Linked DNA regions of Homo sapiens: regions 1, 2 and 3 are each linked to region 4. A link is a contact called in ENCODE Hi-C or POLR2A ChIA-PET data. All regions are on one chromosome and are shown on one strand. Each heading gives the region's core, a stretch centred on a gene start or an enhancer-like site at or near the end of the contact. The rest is flanking DNA. Distances are from core to core; before and after follow the strand shown.

Region 1 (2,700 bases), core at 129-2,628, 790 kb before region 4:
AGGGCCATGGGTTTGGGGAAAAGACCAGCTTGCTGCAACTCTTTCATTCAAATAGCAACTGGCCCTGGAGCTCCAGGCCAACATCAAGCCTTGCTCCACCCCTGCGCTTTAGGGACTGTTGCCATCAGGGCACTGCCAACCTATGTGGTGCTCATGATGACTCAGAAATAAGAACCTGTTTCCTCTAGGCTGATACAGCCCTGCTCCAGCCCCCAGCAGTGCCAAGTGGAGCAGGGTGTGGACTGGCCTTCAACCCCGCTCACCTCTCCTCTATATGGTCTTGTGCAGACCCATCCTGCACTGTCTTATGCAGGTGCAATGCCTGTTAGGATAATCCCAAACATGACCCTGGGCCCCTGATCCCCAGGCCAAACCCCACCCCCTGACCTGGATATTCCCTGGGCTGACAAAAGGAGTTCGGCCAGGGAAGGCTCCTCTTCACTGGCCCAAACCAGCTTCAGACAGCGGGGCAAGGATGTAGGAGCCTTCTTCCCAGCAGAACCCCCGGCCCTGGAGTGGCCCCAGATGAGGCAGCTCCCATCTGTGTGGGTAGCCCTGAGGCTATCCTGAGGGCAGGATGCTGTGCAGGGGAGGAACGGACCTCCATTATGTGATTCTGGGTGGAAGGTAAACAAACCCTGGTTAGGCAGAGGTGGCACAAGCCCACAGCCTTGGGCTCAGCCTTCTGTCTCCCGAGCTCACTGCTCAGTGCCCAGTCCCAGGAAGCCCACAGGCTCTAGGCCTAGCCTGCCTCAATTTCCATTTGTTCCGCCCCCTCATGCACCTCAGGGCCCAGGGTGGCACCAGTGCCCACCACAGAACCAGGCTCAGAGCACATGTGGCACAAATGCTCATGGGATGAATGACGGACTAAAAGAATCATCCAGGCTGGGTGGGCATGGTGGCTCACGCCTGTAATCCCAGCACTTTGGGAGGCCAAGGCAGGAGGACTTGAGTCCAGGAGTTCAAGACCAGCCTGGGCAACATAGCAAGACCCTATCTCTACAAAAAAATTAAAAATCAGCCAGGTGTGGTGGTGCATGCTTGTAGTCCAGATACTTGGGAAGCTGAGCCCAAGAGGTCAAGTCTGCAGGGAGCCATGATTGCACCACCGCACTCCAGCTTGGGCGACAGAGCAAGACCCTGTCTATAAAAAAGAATCATCCAAAGGAAGAGGGCGCTCCTGAGGCAGGTGTGGGCATGGGCACCGTAGCCCGTAGCCGCAGCTCCTCCACTCCTGGCTTGGGCCTCTAAGCCTCACTTCCTCTCCCGTAGAACACTCATGAGACACACCTGCCTCGTGTGGGCCTGGGCAGCTTGCTGTTACTAATAAAACAGCAGCAACACAGGACAGCTTCACTTCCTGAAACTCCCTCTGTCACGTGCTTTGCATGAATCCTCACACCGTCTCACCAGGGGCGCTCTCCCAGTTTCACCAGTGACTTGGTGACAACCAGCATCGCTCACGAAGCGTCAGCCGTATCCTTTCTGTGTGCAGTGGGGTGTGGGTTGTGTGGAGCCGCGGTGTCTGTGGAATTCACAGGCTGGGGCCGGAATCCATGGCCCCCGTCGCCGCTGCCACCCCCCAGGTGCTGGGGTGACCTGATCCAGGGTTGGGGTCTAAGCTGCTGGGGGGTTGGAGTCTTGGGCTCTGGCCCACGTCCGCCTCTGATTGGTTCTACCACCTGAGCTGGTCACTGTCCCTCCATGGGCCTCAGCTTACCCTATGGTAAAGTGAGAACTAGGGGGTCAGACTCCTTGATCACCAAGATCTCTGACCACAGCCAAGGCTAAGGGAAGCGCAGGAAAACGTGGGTCCCGTTCAAATTCCCGGCCTCTCTCTGCCCCCTGGTGGACACAAACAGCCTAGCATCTCGGGGGAGATGACGGTGGGAACCAAGTGGTTCCCAGGGACTTGAGGACTGGCTTGTGACCTCTGCTAAGACTCTCACCGCTGAGTCACAGTCCCCATCTGTTAGATGGGGGTGACAATAGAACCAACACTATTAGGATGTTTTGAGGATTAAGTGCTGTGACAAATGGGAAACACTTGCTACTGAGCCACGCACATACAAAGTGTCCAATAAATGTTAGTCATCACTCTCACCCCGCCTTCTCCCTAACCTCTATATCCCATCAGTCACCAAGTGCTGCTGCTTCTTGCCCCTCTCGCACCCCCTGCATCCCTAGATGACGTCACATCATCTCCCTCCTGGATTCCTCCAAGGTTCACCACCTTCTCCCCAACCCCTCCAGCCATCCTGTGCCCCCACTCAGGGACCTCAGCTGTCCACTCCACAAGCCCAGACCTGAAAATGCCCCACTGTAGTCAGTTGTCCAAGTGCTTCAGCCCTGTCCTCAGGGACCCTGCCCCACCCCCATTCAGCCTTGGTCACCCTGAGCCTTTCTGTTCCCTGTATTCTGACCACACTCAGCTCCCAGCACCCTCTACTCAGGCCCAGTGCCTGCCTCCCAGGCAAGTCCAATTAAGGGATGCCTGATTAGTCTTTGCTTCCTTCCTCCTCCCCTAGCTCTGCAGGAGCCCAGAACCTCCCTAGGCCTCAGTTTCCTTATCTGCCAAATTGGACTGCAGGAGGATGAAAAGAGAGAATATGCTGAAGTACCTAGCCTAGAGTAGCCACTCCACAGAGGCAGGTGCCTGCAGCTGGGATGGAGGGTTCAGCTCTGTCACAGCATATT
Region 2 (2,805 bases), core at 233-2,732, 930 kb before region 4:
TAGCCCCTAAGCCACCTCCCTCCTGGAGATTCTAAGGAAACTTATCAGCCCACCATCCCTAAAGAACTCCTCCCAAGGCCTCAGGCACTGCTCCTTTCCAGGTTTCAGGGGGAGCATGCTCCAGCAGCCGACCTGTCCCCACCCGGCACCAGCTGCCACAACCTGAAAATCCGCTTGCTGCCAAGAGCTGCCTGAGCCCAGCCCAGGCTCCCACCCTGCCTCAGAGACAGGATCCACCTGCCTACTCCTGGTGAGAGCTCTAGAGAGCTACGGGGGCCCGGCCCAGCTGGCTGCAGGCGCAGCTGTTCCACCTATCCCAGAGCATCCCTGACCACTATAGGCAGCCAGAGCTTCAGGCGGACCCAGGAACTGTCCTACTCTCCAGCTTCCCGACCCATCGCCCTCCACCCCTGAGCTCCTAGAGGACCTTGGAGACGGGAGGAAAGGCCTCCAGGTTCAGGCCTGATCCCTCTCCGGGTGGGGCACTAGGGAGGTTGGGTTGCCCAGGGAAAGTAGATATTACTCATACATAGTAACAGCATAATTGCTCACCCAGCTCCTTCCAAAGATCAGTTAATAAAATTAAAAGGAAAAGGCAGTCACCTCCCACGAAGGTATCTATTGCCTGAGATCCTTTCCTAGGGGGCCGCCTCATTTTATTTGGTCCTTCAATAAGTCCCCAGGGCTGGGGATGTGGTCGATGGTCTCGATGCGCAAAGCACCGTTCCCGCGCGAACATCCACATTCAGACAAATGCCTGAGGGACGCGGCTCCTTTAAGAGCAGAGCTCTTGTTCTTATGAATGAACTTGAGCGGCCCTAACAGCAGAGTTGAGGCGCAAGAGTAGGTGGGTGGAGTGGGAGGTAGGGGATGAGAGATGGGGAACCAAGGGGAGTTTCCCAGATTTCTGGGGTCATCTCTGGGGTTTGGGGCGGCAAGCCCCAGCCGCTCAACACGGAAGAATGGAAACCGGCTAGGCAGAGCGGGGAATCACATGGGGCTGCCGGCAGAGCCTCTCCGCAGAGCGTGGAGTGCGGGTGAGCAAAGGGGGGCGAGGGCGCCCACAGCTTTTCTCCGTCACCCCCTGTCCCAGGGCACCCCCAGGTCCTCTCTGGCTCGTAGGCTTCCTGTCCCTGGCTATCCCAATGGTCCCCTGACCAGGCCGACCCCGGGACGCCCCTGATCCCCCATTTCCGCCTCCTCCCTCCCCTCGCCCTCCACGCGGGGTGCCGGGCCCTCACCTTCACCTGGGCCGGGCGTTCAGTGCTTTGGAGGATGCTGGTGGGTAGCAGCCCCGCCGCGGAGCCGCTCTCGGCGCCTTCTCCTTTGGCCATGACCCGCGGGCCACGCCGCTTGGGACCTGGTAGACGGGATGCTCCTCTGCCCCGCAGGCCGCTGCTCCTCCCAAGCTCGCTTCGTAGCAGCCTTAGCCACGGCCGCCGCGCGCTAGCCAAGCCGGCTGGCAGACGAGGAACGCACTCTGCTGCACGCCCCCTCCGCGCCTCTTATAGTTCTGCCCAGCCCTCTCGGTTGCGGCCAATCCCCGAGCCCCGCTGCCCCGCCTCCAGCCAATCCCGTCGCCCGCCTCCCTGCCCCCGCCTCGCCCGGCGGCTCTGTGCCACCGAGCCACGTTCTCCAAGCCCCGGAACCGGCATCTGCCTGCGCTGGCTCCTAGCAATCCGAGAAGCAGGCCGCGAGACCTCCCAGACACGCGCGAGGAAACCGAGGCCCCAGGCTGAAAGTGATCTGCCCGGGGTCCCCGATCTGCCCGAGGTCCCCGAGGTCCCCAAGGTCCGACTCTCCCCGAGTCGGGCCTACCACCCATGACTTCTGAGCCCCAGGCCTAGGAAAGGTAGGGGCTCTGAAGCCCACTTTAAAATCTGGAGTCAGGGCCTCTCTCCTTCTTCAAGCCTAGAGGACGTACGCTGACACTTTCCCTCCTGATGCCTCTCTCTCATCCCCGAAGACACACCATTCCCCCGTCCTGCCCTTGGCATCCGGGCAATGGGGAGAAAGATGAGGCAATCCAGTGGCTGCCCCTGCCAGAAGGGAGCTCCCAAGTCGTGGAGAGAAGCCGGGGCTACGCCCGCTAGTACACTATGACAACAGTGGCCTTTTTATGGATAGCTTCCTCCATGCTTAATATGATCTCTTTCGGCCCTCAAAAACCACCAAGTGAGGGTGGTACTATTATTATCCCCATTTTACAGCACAGGAAGGGGAAACTTGGAGAAGTGAAGCAACTGTTATGTAGCAGAGCCAGGCCTGAAAGGTTTTGTCCGATACCAAAGCAGTTGCTCTCAACAGCCCTGCTCTATCCCTCTTAGCATAAATTACAGACGGCAGAATGGGGTGTATGTGTCTCCCAACAAGAAGCCCTGGGAGATACATGGCTCCAGAGGCACTGAGGGTTGAAACAGGGAAAGTTTTGAAAAAGAGAATGCCCAGAAATGTGGTCCTCAAAAGAAGATGGGAGGGCATTAGTTTGGAACAGAAGGCAGGCACGGATGCCAGAAAAGAACAGTCTTTAGTTCCACCTCTGAGTCCCTTATGTCAATGTCACCCCGGTCTTTCCAGTTCTCTGATTAGTGAAGGGGCTGCTGGAACTCTCAAAGGCTACCCACCCGGTTCCTGTGCTCCTTAATGTCAGCCTCCTTCTTCCTTTCTTTAAATCTCTGATTGCAGGGAGGAGAGATAAGGTCTATCTGCCCCAGGATGGTCACACCATGCTCCCTCATACGCCAGCAGATCCCATCTGGGCACACAGCTCTTGGCCATTGCTGAGCAGAAGAGAGCCAAAGTGAG
Region 3 (2,700 bases), core at 197-2,696, 550 kb after region 4:
GCTTTCGCTGCGGCTGCGGCGGTGGAGAGGGCGCGGGGAGCGGAGGGGCAGGGGCGCGGGCCGGGGGGAGGCCAGGCCCGGTTTTGTGGCGGCGCTCCTGGGTGGGGGGGGCGCGGACCCCGGGTCTTTGTGTGCAAATTTCCCACCGGGACCAAGCGACTTTCCACAATTTAATTAAGTGGCTTTAGAGTCCGGAGTTGGCCTAACAAGCTCCTGTTCATGAATGAAAGATTTGTCCGCAGCAGCGGGGGCCGGCTGAAAACAAAGTGGGCCGCAGTTACCCTGGATCCGGCCGGTTTCGCTGCTCCGCGGCCAGCCCCAGCCTCCCGGGAGCAGGAGAAGGCGGCTGCGGGGGCTGGCAGCGGTCCTTCTGGGACGCGTCTCACCTAGCTCGCAGCAAATATGCCATCCATATGCCCAGGATCACAACCGAATCAGCTCCATCAGGCCTGGCAAAGAGGCATTTAAATTGCTAATATTGCACTGGGGAACGACGACAGAACTGCCTGGGCTCAGCTCTGTGGGATCCACAGAGACAAACCTGGGGGTGGGGGTGGGGTGAGTTGGGGATGGGTTCGGAAAAAGTCCAAGTGAGAATCACTAGAAGCTGGCTATTAGGAGGGGCGAGAAGTGGGGATCCTTGGTAGAGAGATGCCAGGAGAAACCGTGGCAGAAATGCGCCCAGGGTGGAGCGCTGGTGCTGGTGGGCCACTCGGGCCCCTTTTCCATCCATTATTTCTGAAGAGAGGCCAGCTGGAGTTTCTACAAAGGCTGCTCTGCTCCAGGGAGGCATCCCCCCACTCCCCAGCACTCTTACCTTTGAACAAGACAGGTTTTCTAGAAAGACAAAAAATATTGGCTGGTTGGAAGAAGAGAGGGGCCAGCTGCCGCTGTGAAATGTTCCTCGTTTACAGTTGTTGAGTGTCCCTGCCCTTGGCTGTGGTCTGTCAAGCAGGTTTGGGATCAGGGGGTCTTTTGCAGCTACTTTCCAGTGGAGGGTTCAATGAGTGTTTTTCTCTGACTGTATTTTTAGAAAAAATTATGATGACAGTTGTTAGGTCTCAGGCAGGCAGGCAGGCAGCACATTCCATTACAAAGTTAGCATGAAATCAATATGTAAATAACCCTTTCTAACTGGCAGCTATTTTTGAAGGCAGAACGCACCGGATGTTGCAGGTTTGTTCCAGTTCACTTTAAATACCTCTCTGTTCTCAGAGCCTGTGAATGTGCTCACATTGAGAAGAGCCTTTTCCCCTTTTCACTTGATCTTTGCAGCGTCCCTGATAGTGGTAATGCCACCATGAGCTTTGTCCTCAAACCTCCTCCTCCATCATTTAAAAATCAGATTGACAAGACCCGCACCAGGCTGGGAGTGTTAGTTCCCCTTCGGCATGGTCATTTTTCAAAAGCACGGGTTGCTCCAGGAAGGGTACAGGCGGCAAAAGCCGTGGCCATCCGCGGAAAGAATTAAAGGAGCGAGAAAGCCCGAGAGGCTGCGATCAGGGTTGAATCAGAGATTCAGGCAGTCACTGCCAAAATGCATGGAAGTCATTGCCAAGACATAAAAGGTCAGAGGATACCAGCCGTGAGAAGAACCAGGTTAGAACCGTGACTGCAGCTGAACAGGAAGAAACAGGTCTCAAGGTACTCCTGAGTGAGCAAGGGCCTGAGACCGAAGGTCTTTGCATAGTTCCTTGTCAGTAGTGACAGTTTTCATTGTGGTTTAATTTTGAAACTAGCTGTGCTGTGTGTATCTGCATGAAAACAGAAATACTTCTAGAATGTTTAGTGTCAGTCATGGATGGCGCCACAATGCCTGGTGTGACATATGGGGTGTGCGTATGTGTACATGTGCTTATTTATTTCCTGAATTCAAAGGGGCAATGAAGTTCAAGCTGGGGCCTAATAGTAATGATTCCTACAGTTACTACTATTCTATGAGTTTTTATGCACTTGCAGTTCTACAGTCTTTTTTAAATAATTGAGTTGAAATCTGCTTTGCTGTAACGTATATACTATGGACTTAGACCCAAAACAAGGCTTCCTCTGCCATAGAATCATCTTCAAGACAGGTGGTGTCTCACTCAGAGATTTCTCTATTCCTAGATAAATAGTTCTTGTTCTTCAAAGATGGGAGTCCCCTCCCACAAGGAGACTCCATCGGGTCCATGTGTTGCCTCCATGTTCTTGCCATTTAGTGCATCTCTGGAATGAACCAGAAACAGATATTCCTCTTGAGGATTTTCAGTGTGATTTAACTGCAAAAGGACTGTCTCTCTGCCGGGAAGATGCATTTGGGGTGAGGCTTTAACTCTCCAAGTGCACAGAGCTCTGTCTTTTATTGCATGAAGGTGGTCAGATGAGGTAGAAATTTGACCTGTTCTTTCTGGGCCTGGAAGGCAGAGCTATGATCACCGAGGAAGGGGAAATATTACAGGGAAGTCATATTTCAGCTTAAAGGTGGCATGAAGAAGAATTTTCTAATGAAGAAGAAATGACATGCTTTGAGAGGTAGTGAGTGTCCTACAACCTGGAAGGATTCAGGCTGGGTAGAGGGTTTCACCAAAGGTAACTTCCAACTCTGGATCTGGTCATCCGTCCGCTTACGCATTTATTGATGCATGCTAGATGCAAGGGGCCATTCCGGGCTCTGAGAGGTTTCATCATAGAAATTAATAGAGAAGGAACTGATACTTTTTT
Region 4 (2,700 bases), core at 114-2,613:
AGTCCCAGCTACTCCTAAGGCTGAGGCAGGAGACTGAGGCCAGGAGTTCAAGGCTTCAGTGAGCTATGACCTGGCCACTGCACTCCATCCTGGGCAACAAAGCGAGATCCTGTCTCAAAAAAAAAAAAAAACCAGAGCGAAAGAAATGGGTTAAGACTTACTTTGTAGACTATTACAGACAGTAGGGAAAAAAATTTACATGCAAATACATAATAATGTTAAATGTAAAAACACACACACAAAAACAAACCCTGACTGCCTAAAATGACTGAAAGGAAGCGCGCGCACACCCACAAATATCAATATAAATGTGTACTCATGGTAGATTTAAAGGTGAATTTAGTTGGGCGCAGTGGCTCACGCCTGTAATTCCAGCACCTTGGGAGGCCGAGGCGGGCGGATCACCTGAGGCCGCGAGTTCAAGACCAGCCTGACCAACATGGCGAAACCCTCTCTCTACTAAAAAAATACAAAATTAGCCGGGCGTGGGGGCGCATGCCTGTAATCCCAGCTACTCGGGAGTCTCAGGGAGGAGAATCGCTTGAATCCGGGAGGCAGAGGCTGCAGTGAGCCGAGATCGCGCCACTCTGCACTCCAGCCTGGGCAACAAGAGCGAAACTCCATCTCAACAAAAAGGTGAATTTAACTTCTTAAGTTCCTTCCCATCCCTCAGTCATCATTTACTGAGTAGTTACGTTCCAGGCACTCAGATGCGGGGGAAAGCAGCTCCAACGTAAGCACCAGAGACACACACTCGGAATTGCGAATACACTGCAAGGAACACGAGTGGGTAAGAGCTCGAAGGAGGAAGCACGAACTCTGCCCGGAGACTTGAAAATGCCTTTAACATGGCTTGCGAGTTCGCCAAGTGAAGATCAGTGGGCAGAGTGTTCCAGTTGGGCAACAGCCCGGAGTTACAGCCGGAAGTGCTGGCTATGTTTGGGGGACAATGGAGCGCAGCGTGCATGACGGTGAAAAGAATGAAATGAGCTCAGGAGGCCGGCGGGGCCGAAATCACGCAGAGCCTGGAAAGCTGGGATAAGGATCGTAGACTTTAGGTTAAGAAACAGAAAGCCAAAACATTAGTCCGGCAAAAACCTAAACAAATGTGGAAAGTGGAGAGAGCGGCAATCTCCAGGCTTCGGTGCCATTAGCTGTGGAGGTGAAGCGGCCTGGGAGGGCAGGGAACACGCCCTGAGTTCAGGTCTGGGAGAAGGGGACACACAGCAAGCCAAGAGGAAATCTGTTAAAGAGACCTCGGAAGGAAGGTCCTTAAGCTAAGCTGCCGCGCGGACATAAGCAGCCCCTACCTACCCGATGCTCGTGCCCTTGACTCTTCTCTGGCCGCCGCTTCAGAACGACTAGCTAGCGACGCGGACGCCTGCCGTAAAGGATGACCTCAGCGAGACGTTTGCAGCGCGACGCCGGAAGCCGACCTTCCCTCAGCCGTCTCCCCACAAAACCATAGAAACCGAGCCCGTTGGCCTGGTACGGTGGCTGACGTCTGCAATCCCAGCACCTTGGAAGGCTGAGGGAGGAAGATCACTTCAGCCCAGGAGTTCGAAAACAGCCTGGGCAACATGGCGAAACTCCCCTCTCTACAAAAAATAAAAAATTAGCCGGGCGAGGTGGTGCATGCCTGTGGTTCCAGCTACTCAGGAGGTTGAGGTGGGAGGATCCCTTGAGCCCAGGAGATTGAGGCTGTAGTGAGCCATGATCACACCATTCCATTGCATTCCAGCCCTGGCAACAGAGCAAGACCTTATCTCAGGGGGAGAGTGAGAGAGAGAGGATGAAGAAGAGAGAGAGGAGGTAGAGAGAGAGAAAGGAAAAAAAACCCAAACCCATCAATTACAGAGACACAGGGAAGGCCTAGCCATTAGTGAGTTCTTGCTCCTTTCTTGCACTCTGCCTAGCATGCTCACGACAACACTGAGTGGTGAGAGACTTCACCAAAGTCACAGGAGAGAAAGAACACTGGCTCCCTGCCTACCCACTAGTGGTTAAGCACATGGACTATGAGCCCAAACCACCACGTGGGGTCAAATGTAGGCCCCCAGCCGGGCGCAGTGGCTCAGGCCTGTAATCCCAGCACTATGGGAGGCCGAGGTGGGCGGATCACAAGCTCAGGAGATCGAGACCATCCTGGCCAATATGGTGAAACCCTGTCTCTACTAAAAATACAAAAATTAGCTGGGTGTGGCAGCGAGTGCCTGTAATCCCAGCTAGTGGGGGGAGGCCGAGGCAGGAGAATCGCTTGAATCCGGGAGGCGGAGGTTGCAGTGAGGTGAGATCGCGCCACTGGACTCCAGCCTGGCGACAGAGCTAGATTCAGTCTCAAAAAAAAAAAAAAAAAAAAAAAAAAAAAAAAAAAAAAGTAGGCCCCCACCAATTTCGTGTGACTCTAGGAAAGTTTCTTAACTTCATTGTGCCTCAGTCTCCTCGTCTGTTAAGATAATTATGGTATTCACAATGGAGGCTTGCTATAGGGATTAACTGATTTATGTATAAAGCACTGAGGCGGTGGCTAGCACATGGGAAACATTCCAAGGCAGTCGCAGTTCTTTGATGTCTCAGCTTTCAGTTTGTGAATCAACTGCTACCATGCCTGTCATCTGTTCCAGAACCTCCAATGACTCCCTTTGACTACATCAGAGACTCTAAAGTGTTGTGTGTATGTCTTTGGGGGGTGGACCACAG

The links. Hi-C counts contacts between places; a loop is a spot of excess contacts on that map. ChIA-PET counts read pairs that join two places held with the same protein, here RNA polymerase II (POLR2A). Pooled maps may share reads with other maps.
Region 1: a loop to region 4 is called in a pooled map, with 4 times the contacts of the local background. The contact joins the promoter of LINC02811 here to the promoter of NDUFS5 in region 4. A Hi-C loop is called at or near these places in 1 of 50 pooled maps. POLR2A ChIA-PET finds 5 or more read pairs at or near these places in 2 of 52 experiments (CD8-positive, alpha-beta memory T cell and HCT116).
Region 2: a pooled map shows a loop between it and region 4 (4-fold over the local background). The contact joins the promoter of MFSD2A here to the promoter of NDUFS5 in region 4. A Hi-C loop is called at or near these places in 1 of 50 pooled maps. POLR2A ChIA-PET finds 5 or more read pairs at or near these places in 2 of 52 experiments (HEK293 and MCF 10A).
Region 3: a pooled map shows a loop between it and region 4 (6-fold over the local background). The contact joins the promoter of LINC01685 here to the promoter of NDUFS5 in region 4. A Hi-C loop is called at or near these places in 2 of 37 single-sample maps with no recorded cell type and 3 of 50 pooled maps. POLR2A ChIA-PET finds 5 or more read pairs at or near these places in 2 of 52 experiments (BJ and OCI-LY7).

The regions. Positions count from the first base shown.
Region 1 is chr1:39,816,138-39,818,837 of GRCh38, reverse strand. LINC02811 (long intergenic non-protein coding RNA 2811) reads left to right here and starts at 1,378. Exons shown (of 4, transcript NR_186710.1): 1 at 1,378-1,589. RefSeq lists enhancers at 1,082-1,251, 1,100-2,095.
Region 2 is chr1:39,953,822-39,956,626 of GRCh38, reverse strand. It overlaps MFSD2A (MFSD2 lysolipid transporter A, lysophospholipid), which reads right to left and starts at 1,482. Exons shown (of 14, transcript NM_032793.5): 1 at 1,242-1,482. The coding sequence starts at 1,334. RefSeq lists a silencer at 1,531-1,660.
Region 3 is chr1:38,473,942-38,476,641 of GRCh38, reverse strand. It overlaps LINC01685 (long intergenic non-protein coding RNA 1685), which reads right to left and starts at 1,446. Exons shown (of 3, transcript NR_146761.1): 1 at 818-1,446; 2 at 387-449; 3 at 158-255. The region is part of intron 2 of LOC105378657 (a long non-coding RNA gene); the gene reads left to right. RefSeq lists enhancers at 1,438-1,617, 1,898-2,007, 2,038-2,097.
Region 4 is chr1:39,025,013-39,027,712 of GRCh38, reverse strand. NDUFS5 (NADH:ubiquinone oxidoreductase subunit S5) reads right to left here and starts at 1,363. Exons shown (of 3, transcript NM_004552.3): 1 at 1,311-1,363. RefSeq lists enhancers at 250-835, 836-1,422, 1,282-1,531.